2 separate regions of the Homo sapiens genome follow, and region 1 is linked to region 2. The links are chromatin loops, found by intact Hi-C in ENCODE. Cell type or tissue: adrenal gland. All regions are shown on one strand. Region 1 overlaps DNAH2 (dynein axonemal heavy chain 2). Region 2 holds the start of EFNB3 (ephrin B3).

Region 1 (5,000 bases), 71 kb after region 2:
GTTATGGTATGCAAAGTTGAATGACAACAACTGATACTATTTGAAATAATTGACAGAATTATATTCCGTAACAATTTATAAGCAAAGCCAAAAAAACAATGATCCCTTTGTTGAATGCACAGAACAAATCCATCTTGTCCACGGCTACTGAGCATGCCTGTGATCTCCAGGGGTCACTCAGGTTTGACTCAAAGGATCCAACAGCCTGTAGACCCTGTGCTTGAAGGCATGAGGGTCACCTCTGAGTTCACACTCACTAGTGTCCCTCCTTTCTTCAGAAAGCTAGGAACTGGGAAGACAAGGGGAAAATCAATCAAGGCCTGAGGTATGGGGCTGTAGGCTGGGAGGAAACTAACATTATTGAGAAGCTACTGATGTGAATACATTTCAATTACTACTCACATTGGTTTTTTGTTTGTTTGTTTGTTTGTTTGTTTGTTTGTTTTTTAAGACGGAGTTTTGCTCTCGTTGCCCAGGCTGGAGTGCAATGGAATGATCTAAGGTCACCACAACCTCCACCTCCCGGTTCAAGCAATTCTCCTGCCTCAGCCTCCCAAGTAGCTGGGACTACAGGCGTGTGCCACCACACCCAGCTAAGTTTGTATTTTTTTAGTAGAGACGGTGTTTCACCATGTTGGTCAGGCTGGTCTCGAACTCCTGACCTCAAGTGATCCACCCACCTCGGCCTCCCAAAGTGCTGGGATTATAGGCATGAGCCACCACACCCAGCCTCACGTTGGTTTTTGAGATGGATTTTATTGCCATTTTGTACACAAAAAGGTCAAAACTCAGTGAGGTGAATTGACATGACAGTAAGTGAAAGAACTACTATCTGATTGGGGGTCTTCTGCCGCCTGCTCTGGGACTCTTTCTGCTATGACATGAAGGACATTGGCAACCCCAGTCCTTGCAGATTTCTTTCACTGTGTGCACATGCCATGTATCTAAATAAAATTATTTAGCTTGCTAGATTGTGTAAGTGGAGGGTAATCTCTACTTTTCAGAAGCTCTTGGGTTGGCCAGTGGATCCCCAAGTTCTTCCTCCAGCCCTTCTTTTCTTTTTTGCCTATGGGAAATCTAGGAAGACGGACCCCCAAGTTCTTAGGTGGGTGTGTTATACAGTGTCCCCCCCACCCACTGGGGATATGTTCCAAGACCCCCCAGTAGATGCCTGACACCTCAGATAGTAGTGAACCCAATTGCCATCAATCAGAACATGTTTCTGTTCGTGTCTCCCTCCCATAAATTCAATGCTCTTTCCATCTTAACTAAGCACTTATTACGCACTGAGGCTGTAACTTTTGCAGTTTGAGGTGTGACAGCAAAACTATCATGAATTTCTTTTTCCTTCGTCGCAGTTTCACAGATAGAAGATTCATATTCTGTTTTTCTTCTTTTTTTTTTTGAGACGGAGTCTCGCTCTGTCGCCCAGGCTGGAGTGCGGTGGCACAATCTCGGCTCACTGCAACTTCTGCCTTCTGGGTTTAAGCAATTCTCCTGCCTCAGCCTCCCGAGTAGCTTGGATTACAGGCACCCGCCACCACGCCTGGCTAATTTTTGTATTTTTAGTAGAGATGGGATTTTACCATGGTGGCCAGGCTGGTCTTGAACTCCTGACCTCAAGTGATCCACCCACCTCAGCCTCCCAAAGTATTGGGATTACAGGCATGAGCCACTGTGCCAGGCCAGAAGATTCATTCTTACTGTAGATCTCAGCAAACTCAGTTGAGAACTTTCACCTTTTCACTTAAAGGAAGGAAGCTGTTTATGGAAGCACTTTACGGCTTCTCTTTGGTGTATCTGAATTGGCAGCATCACTACTCTTGCACTTTTGCTTACATTATTAAGTGACATTAGGGTCACTTGAACACAGGCACTGCTGTGATGTCGCAACAGTCGATCTGATAACCGAGAGGGCTACTAAGTGACTCACGGGCAGGGAACCTCCGCAGCATGGAGACGCTGGACAGAGGGATAATTCACATCCTGGGGGACAGAGCAGGATGGTGAGAGATTGCATCACACTACTCAGAACAGTGTGCAATTAAAACCTAGGGATTATTTCTGGAATTTTCCATTCAGTATTTTCGGACCACAGTTGTCTGCAGGTAGTTGCAACCATGGGACGTGAAACTGTGGATAAGGGGGAATTACTGTATTAATGAAATCATATATGATGTATCAATGCATAAACGGTAACATGTACAATAGTGCATAATGAATACTGTAATGAATTAACAGAGAGAATGGGTTGAGCATGTTAGACAGTCTGGGGATACTTCTCTGCGTCCAGAAACCCTCATGGCAGTCTGTGCCCCACTGTTCAAGAGCTGGCAAAGAACACAGAGTTGGGGCATCCAGATCCGCCCAGGGCAGTGGAAATGAATCAAATGTCATTCATCGCTCTTCTTCCCAGGCCTCCTGGACACATTGATAGAAATGAATACAATCCTGGAAGATATTCAGAAATCTCTGGATATGTATTTAGAGACCAAGCGACATATTTTCCCCCGCTTCTACTTCTTGTCCAATGATGACCTGCTGGAGATTCTGGGCCAGTCCCGAAACCCAGAGGCTGTGCAGCCACACCTCAAAAAATGCTTTGACAACATCAAGTTGCTGAGAATCCAGAAGGTCAGTAGAAGTGGCCACAGTGAGATGCTGGGTGGCGAAGGGAGGGTGTTGGGGTATGAAAAGCTTTGGAGGGGACCCTGCCCTCCCAAAAGGAGGGCCATGTTAATTAATGATTCTCAATTCTCAGGGGGATAGAACTTCTTAGAATTGGTAATATTGAGAGGAGGGGAGAGGAGCAGTAATTATCCTCAAAAGGCCCCAGGACTTCTAGGCGGACACCAAGGGTGGGCAGGCCAGGCTCTGAGTAGCTTCTGCTTTCTGCAGGTTGGAGGGCCCAGCAGCAAATGGGAAGCTGTGGGGATGTTCTCGGGCGACGGCGAGTACATTGACTTCCTCCACTCAGTATTTTTAGAAGGCCCTGTGGAGGTGAGTTGTGGTGAGGGTCTGAGGACCTAGCTGATTCTTCTTCCTACAGAAAGTTCACCTGGGTCGGGCGCAGTGGCTCACACTTGTAATCCCAGCACTTTGGGAGGCTGAGGTGGGCAGATCACCTGAGGTCGGGAGTTTGAGACCAGCCTGACCAACATGGAGAAACCCCGTTTCTGCTAAAAATACAAAATTAGGTGGGCGCGGTGGCGCATGCTGGTAATCCCAGCTACTCGGGAGGCTGAGGCAGGAGAATCACTTGAACCTGGGAGGCGGAGGTTGTGGTGAGCTGAGATTGCGCCATTGTACTCCAGCCTGGGGAACAAGAGTGAAACTCCGTCTCAAAACCAAAAAAAAAAAAAGAAAAAAAAAAAAAAAGAAAGTTCAACTGGCTCCATGAGGAGAGAAGACCTCTTTAAATGGCCGTTAGTCACTCTTTCCCATCTCACCTGCCATTCCTGACAATGACCATCTCTGCTCTGAACCGAAATTTCCTTCTGAAAGTCAGATCATCTGCCTCCTAGCCTCCATTTCTCTCAGGAACGCAAGCCAGCTGTTGGCCATTCCCGCTTTTCTCTGGGTACAAAGCCCTGAAGTGCTGCTCCATAAGTGCCTTCCCTGTGGAGGACCTTGGCCGTGCCCCCTCAGGCTGAGCTGCCCTATTCTCCCACCTCCCCCCAGTCCTGGCTTGGCGATGTGGAACAGACCATGAGGGTGACCCTGCGGGACCTTCTCCGGAACTGCCACCTGGCCCTCAGGAAGTTCCTCAACAAGAGGGACAAATGGGTGAAGGAGTGGGCTGGCCAGGTGAGCTGGGGTCAACAGAAGTGAGGGAACAAGGGGCTGGGCACGGTGGCTCACGCCTGTAATCCCAGCACTTTGGGAGGCCGAGGTGGGCAGATCACTTGAGGTCAGGAGTTCAAGACCAGCCTGGCCAACATGGTGAAACCCCGTCTCTACTAAAAATACAAAAAATTATCTGGTGTGGTGGTGTGCTCCTGTAGTCCCAGTTTCTCAGGAGGCCGAGGCAGAAGAATAGCTTGAACCCAGTAGGTGAAGGTTGTAGTGAGCCGAGATTGTGCCGCTGCACTCCAGCCTGGGTGACAAAGCAAGACTCTGTCTAAAAAAAGAGAAAAAAAGAAAGAAATGAAGAAATGAGGGAACGAGAAGATGGAGTTAAAAGGAGGTGGCCAGTGGAAAGACAGAATCTTGAGTCTCACACAGTGTGGTTTCTTACCCCCCTTTCTGAGCTGTGGCTCTGGTACACTCCAAGCTGGACCCTTAGCTCCTGACCTGAGGCCCATGTCCCATCCTTCAGAGCAGATTGGGTGCAGTTGGGAGAGGCACATGGTTCTTGAATTAGCTGGGACTTGGGAGCTGGGCTGTGCGTGTAGCCAAGGACAGGGCTTTGGGACGTGGCTTCTGCACATCCCCAGGTGGTGATCACTGCCAGTCAGATCCAGTGGACGGCTGATGTCACCAAGTGCCTGCTGACAGCGAAGGAGCGGGCAGACAAGAAAATCCTCAAGGTCATGAAGAAGAACCAGGTGAGAGGCTGGGCGCACTGGCTCATGCTTGTAATCCCAGCACTTTGGGAGGCAGAGGTGGTAGGAGCCCACTCGCTTGAGCCCAGGAGTTCGAGACCAGCCTGGGCAATATGGCGAAACCCCTTCTTTACCAAAAAATACAAAAATTAGCTGGTGGCACACCCAGGAGGTTGAGGCTGCAGTGAGCTAAGATCGTACCACTGCACTCCAGCCTGGGCGACAGAACAAGACTCTGTCTCAAAAAAAAAAAAAAAGAAAGAAAAGAAAAGAAAAGAAAAAAGTAGGTGGGTGCTCTGCAAGTATGGGCTAGGCCTGGAGCTAGAATTGCAGGGAGGGAGCAGTCAGAATTAGAGGTGAGCTGGTGGAAAAGGGCCAGAGCGAGGGTGCTTTATGATGGAAGTCCAGTGGGGGCAGTCCGTGGTAGAGCAGAATTACCAGGAGTTACAGCAGGTG
Region 2 (5,000 bases):
CGTTGGCCAGGCTGGTCTCGAACTGACCTCAGGTGATCCACCTGCCTTGGCCTCCTGAAGTGCTTGGATTACAGGCATGAGCCACCACACCCAGCCTCATTTTTGTATTTTTAGTAGAGACAGGGTTTCACCATGTTGGCCAGGCTGGTCTCGAACTCCTGACCTCAAGTGATCCACCTGCCTTGGCCTCCCAAAGTGCTGGGATTACAGGCATGAGCCACTGTGCCCGGCCATTCCTCCCCTTCCTTTGACAGCACCGGGGTTTCAGTGTCCATGTCTCTCTCAGCGTGGCCAGCAGCAGCCGGGAGAACCCGATTCATATCTGGGACGCATTCACTGGAGAGCTCCGGGCTTCCTTTCGCGCCTACAACCACCTGGTAGGGACCGCCATACTCAGCCCCAGCACTCGTACTGGCCCGGCTCTCCTTCCTTGAGGGCAGCTGAGGCTTTGCAAGACCTGTTTTCAGCCCTTTCCTTCCCCCAGGATGAGCTGACGGCAGCCCATTCGCTCTGCTTCTCCCCGGATGGCTCCCAGCTCTTCTGTGGCTTCAACCGGACTGTGCGTGTTTTTTCCACGGCCCGGCCTGGCCGAGACTGCGAGGTCCGAGCCACATTTGGTAAGCATCTGTGCCTCCAAGGGAGGAGGAGAGGGAAGGGCACTGCCACCTGCACAGGGGCCTTTTGTGAGCCGGGGGCCACCTGTGGGGGTTCACGCCGTCCTCTGTACGGCCCCGGGAGCAGGTGCAGCCCAGTCGGCAGAGGAGCAAACAGGCTCAGAGCAGGTAGGAAACCTTCCCAAGGCCAACCAGCTGGTCAAAGGACTGCTTCCTTCCTGAACTCATACCCTGTCAGCTGTGGAGCTTTTGGTCTCTGAAATCTTTCTAGAAAATTGTTGATAAAGCTGATTCCGTTTTCCTGTAGGCCTTCAACTTGCATCTCTCCAAGGAAGAACTGGGATTTGAGAGGGATGAAGTGGGGCTTGGGCATTTAGGTCCTTTGGGAGGATAGATGTGGGGAGCATCAGAGGTCTTTGTCCTGCTTGTGACAGACAGCATGGGGGGGATGTTGAGTCCAAGCATGTTGGTGCTGGGACGGGAGACAGACCTCTGCTTAGCCTGGTTAGTGCCAGGAGCCATTGCCCCCTCCCCCACTTTGTTCCTTCCCTCTCTAGCAAAAAAGCAGGGCCAGAGCGGCATCATCTCCTGCATAGCCTTCAGCCCAGCCCAGCCCCTCTATGCCTGTGGCTCCTACGGCCGCTCCCTGGGTCTGTATGCCTGGGATGATGGCTCCCCTCTCGCCTTGCTGGGAGGGCACCAAGGGGGCATCACCCACCTCTGCTTTCATCCCGATGGCAACCGCTTCTTCTCAGGAGCCCGCAAGGTAGGGGTCACACCCTGAGAGCCCAAAGCAGCTGGGCAGCGGGGCAGGAGCAGGGATGTAGTCTGCAGTGTAGGGGAATGGGTGGGGATGGGGAAAAAATCCCAAGCTGAAGGAGTGCCTGGAGACCCCGAGGGAGGCAGGGACATCCAGGGCTTTGGGGGTGACTCCAGGTCCTGTTCCTTGTCTCCAGGATGCTGAGCTCCTGTGCTGGGATCTCCGGCAGTCTGGTTACCCACTGTGGTCCCTGGGTCGAGAGGTGACCACCAATCAGCGCATCTACTTCGATCTGGACCCGTGAGTGGCTGTGACTCCTTCCTACACAGGGCCCTGATAAGCCTAGGAATGCCAGAGCCCAGCTGTAGGGTCCCAGTCCCTGGGTGTGAGGGGTTCCTGCCCCAGGGGTGAGGCCTCTGCCAGCAAATCTCTCCTCTCTCTCGCAGGACCGGGCAGTTCCTAGTGAGTGGCAGCACGAGCGGGGCTGTCTCTGTGTGGGACACGGACGGGCCTGGCAATGATGGGAAGCCGGAGCCCGTGTTGAGTTTTCTGCCCCAGAAGGACTGCACCAATGGCGTGAGGTCCTCAGTTCAATTCCAGAGATGTTGGGGCTTGGGTTGGGGAGGGAGGTGAATCCCAGAGGGAGCAAGTGTCCTCACTGAAGGCACTGATAGACCCTCCCCATCTCTCCCTCAGCCTGCACCCTAGCCTGCCTCTCCTGGCCACTGCCTCCGGTCAGCGTGTGTTTCCTGAGCCCACAGAGAGTGGGGACGAAGGAGAGGAGCTGGGCCTTCCCTTGCTCTCCACGCGCCACGTCCACCTTGAATGTCGGCTTCAGCTCTGGTGGTGTGGGGGGGCGCCAGACTCCAGCATCCCTGATGATCACCAGGGCGAGAAAGGGCAGGGAGGAACGGAGGGAGGTGTGGGTGAGCTGATATAAAAAGGTTTTTATGATACTAGAGTCTTCGTGTCTGTTTTGGGGGGGCATATGAGTGAGGTGGGGGACCAGGCAGGGGGACTGGCGGGCTCCCTGGTCCAGCAGCAGTGGGTATGGCATATTGGTCCTGAAACCAGGCGTTGAGAGGTGGGACCAGGCAGGAGCCAATGGGGCGGCTGAGCTTGGTGTGAAGTCAAGTGGGTGGGGGTGGGGCTTCATGCCATTGACTGGTTGGTTGCTAGGCAACTTGGTAAACTGAAGGGGGAAACCTGTTTGAAATCTCACTCCCAAGGTGGGGGCGGCAGGGGTCAGGGTGAGCGGGGCTGAGCAGGAGCTGGGTCAGACTGTTGGGTGTGACCGTGTGAGACTGTGCAGACAGTGACAGGGCGCCTGTCGCCCACACTCCACACTGTTTGCCATTCTCCAGCAGCATGGGGACCATTACTCAGCTCTGAGGGGAGCAGGAGCACTCTCCTCCGCTCCCCGGGGCTCCCCAGGAGGCAGACAACCCAGTTGCCAGAGTCAAGGACACACATAAAAGAGTAAAGGTGTTGAAAAATACAGTCGTCACCTTTGATATTGCTGTTCCATGCGGGGCGCGGCGAGGGTCTTATTCATTCAGCGGCTGTCGCTGGGCTTGTTTCTCCATTTGTCTGCTCTGTCTTTGGGGGTGGGGGACGAGTGTGTCATTTGAAGCAGTGACTCCTCCCTCCTCCCCCCAACACCTTCCCAAACACTGAGAATGGGGGGACTTTGAAGAAATACTGCCAGCAGGGGATGTGATTTTGGACCTCACAATCAAAGGGAAGGGACGAAAGGCCTGGGGAGGCTTGAGAGGGAGAGGAATGTCACCCCTGCCCAGAGGTGCTGAAAGCCAGGGCTCTTACACCCGAAAAGGCAACTCCTCCCTTCCCCCAGGATAATTGGAAACAGCCCTTCCTGCGCAGCGCCGGTTTGGGGTTGTAGGTACGCCCCTTCTTCTCCCAGCCCCGCTTCTCCCCCCAGCCATCTAGGAAAGACCCAAGTGTATCCCCTAAACTCTTGTTTTTCACTAACCCCCAGGTAACAACAGCACTTGGTCCATGGAGCAGTGACAAAAGAGACCCCAAGAGTGGGAGGTGCGCAGCCTGGGTTTGGTTTCTAGCTTTATCCCAGACTTCCTGTGTGACCTTGGGCAAGTCACGGGGCCTCCCTGAGCCTCAGTTTCCTCATCTCTGCAATGGGATCGTTAGCTCTGCCCCTCCCACTTCACACAGGTAGTCGTGACGATCAGCTCCGCCGCACTTTGTAAAGCGCCAAGCCTTCAAGGTTATTATTATTCTCTCCAAACCTGCCGGGAGCAGCGGTGTTGTTTTGGGATGGAGGAGGAGGCTGCGGGAGCGAAAGGGGTGGGTTCCTCGGGGTGGAGAGGGCGAGAGCCTTTCTGGATTCGAGAGAGGAAGATTCCAGCAGCTTGGGCGATCGGAGGGCAGGAGGGGAGCCGGGCAGAACTCAGCCGGAGCCAGAGGCTCGGAGAGACAAAGGGGGCGTGACAGCCCGCGCCGGGGGCTGAGGCGGGGCGGCGGGCGGGAGGTGCGCGAGGTGAGGGAGGTGTGGGGGGCGTGGGCCGCGGGATGCTGCCGCCCGCTCCGCCTCGAGCTCCAGCTCCGGTTTTTCCCTCCACCATCCTCTGCCCCTCCCCGCCTCTCCTTTAACTCCCCCCTCCTGGGCTCGGGACTGGTTTCCTCCCTTAGCCCGCTGCCCTCAATCCCAGCGAGGCTGGGGCTCCGGCTCGGCGCCCCCTTCCTCGCTCCCTGGTCCGGCGCCCCATGCCGCCCCCGCCCGGTCCCCGGCTCCCCCAGTCCCCCACTTAGGCGGGCTCACAGATCCCGGGGTGCTGGCGCGTGGGCCGGGGGCGCGTAGGGCGCCTGCAGACGGCCCCTGGAAGGGCTCTGGTGGGGCTGAGCGCTCTGCCGCGGGGGCGCGGGCACAGCAGGAAGCAGGTCCGCGTGGGCGCTGGGGGCATCAGCTACCGGGGTGGTCCGGGCTGAAGAGCCAGGCAGCCAAGGCAGCCACCCCGGGGGGTGGGCGACTTTGGGGGAGTTGGTGCCCCGCCCCCCAGGCCTTGGCGGGGTCATGGGGCCCCCCCATTCTGGGCCGGGGGGCGTGCGAGTCGGGGCCCTGCTGCTGCTGGGGGTTTTGGGGCTGGTGTCTGGGCTCAGCCTGGAGCCTGTCTACTGGAACTCGGCGAATAAGAGGTGAGTGGCCTGCGGCTGGGGAGATCCCAGACCCTAGGGCAGTGGGTAGGGAAGCTCTGGGGGCTTGGAGGCGGGCTTCTGTGGGCAGGGAGGAGGCGGGAGGGAAGGTGCTGGTGCTCTGATGTGTGATGGGTTACTAGACAGGTGATCTTGGGAGCCAGACTCCGGGTCCCACGCAGAGCTGGATGCGGGTGGTGCTATGGATGTCAGGAGTTTGGAGACCCCAAAGGGGCAAGGAGAAGAAAGTTCATGGGTAGCCGGGAGGGCAGTGAGGTGGGTATTTGGATCTGTGGGAGGCCTGCGTCGGGGGCTGGGCTTGGAGGGAGCCTGGTTACTGTCAGCTCTCAGGAGAGAGCTGCAGATTAGGTGCTGCGAGTCGCTGAGGGGAAGGCAGGGCAGGGTGCCTCCCTCCCCCAGAGGGACTGCGCATCCGAGATGGGAGGCAAGGGGGT

Evidence for each region. Hi-C counts contacts between places; a loop is a spot of excess contacts. Peaks named below come from ENCODE experiments on the same cell type or tissue, not always from the same donor. Only the 100,000 strongest peaks of a DNase experiment are listed, where the experiment ranks them.
Region 1: a loop joins it to region 2, with 2.9 times the contacts of the local background. A loop is called at or near these places in 2 of 110 quality-filtered maps.

Annotation. Positions count from the first base shown.
Region 1 is chr17:7,772,343-7,777,342 of GRCh38, forward strand. DNAH2 (dynein axonemal heavy chain 2) reads left to right here. Exons shown (of 86, transcript NM_020877.5): 29 at 2,417-2,634; 30 at 2,899-3,000; 31 at 3,682-3,807; 32 at 4,437-4,547. Among named protein-coding and RNA genes, the nearest start is that of DNAH2, 57 kb to the left of the region's middle. In adrenal gland, no CTCF peak of the experiment used is centred here; no DNase peak of the experiment used is centred here.
Region 2 is chr17:7,701,173-7,706,172 of GRCh38, forward strand. It overlaps WRAP53 (WD repeat containing antisense to TP53), which reads left to right. Exons shown (of 11, transcript NM_001143992.2): 6 at 287-377; 7 at 485-617; 8 at 1,172-1,380; 9 at 1,571-1,674; 10 at 1,821-1,955; 11 at 2,071-2,330. The coding sequence ends at 2,314. EFNB3 (ephrin B3) reads left to right here and starts at 4,030. Exons shown (of 5, transcript NM_001406.4): 1 at 4,030-4,548. The coding sequence starts at 4,427. RefSeq lists enhancers at 1,729-2,622, 2,623-3,514, 2,644-2,723, 4,408-5,000 and a silencer at 2,419-2,713. In adrenal gland, no CTCF peak of the experiment used is centred here; DNase peaks (open chromatin) are centred at 2,675, 3,424, 4,231, 4,681 and 1 weaker place; H3K4me3 peaks cover 922 bases; H3K27me3 peaks cover 1,555 bases.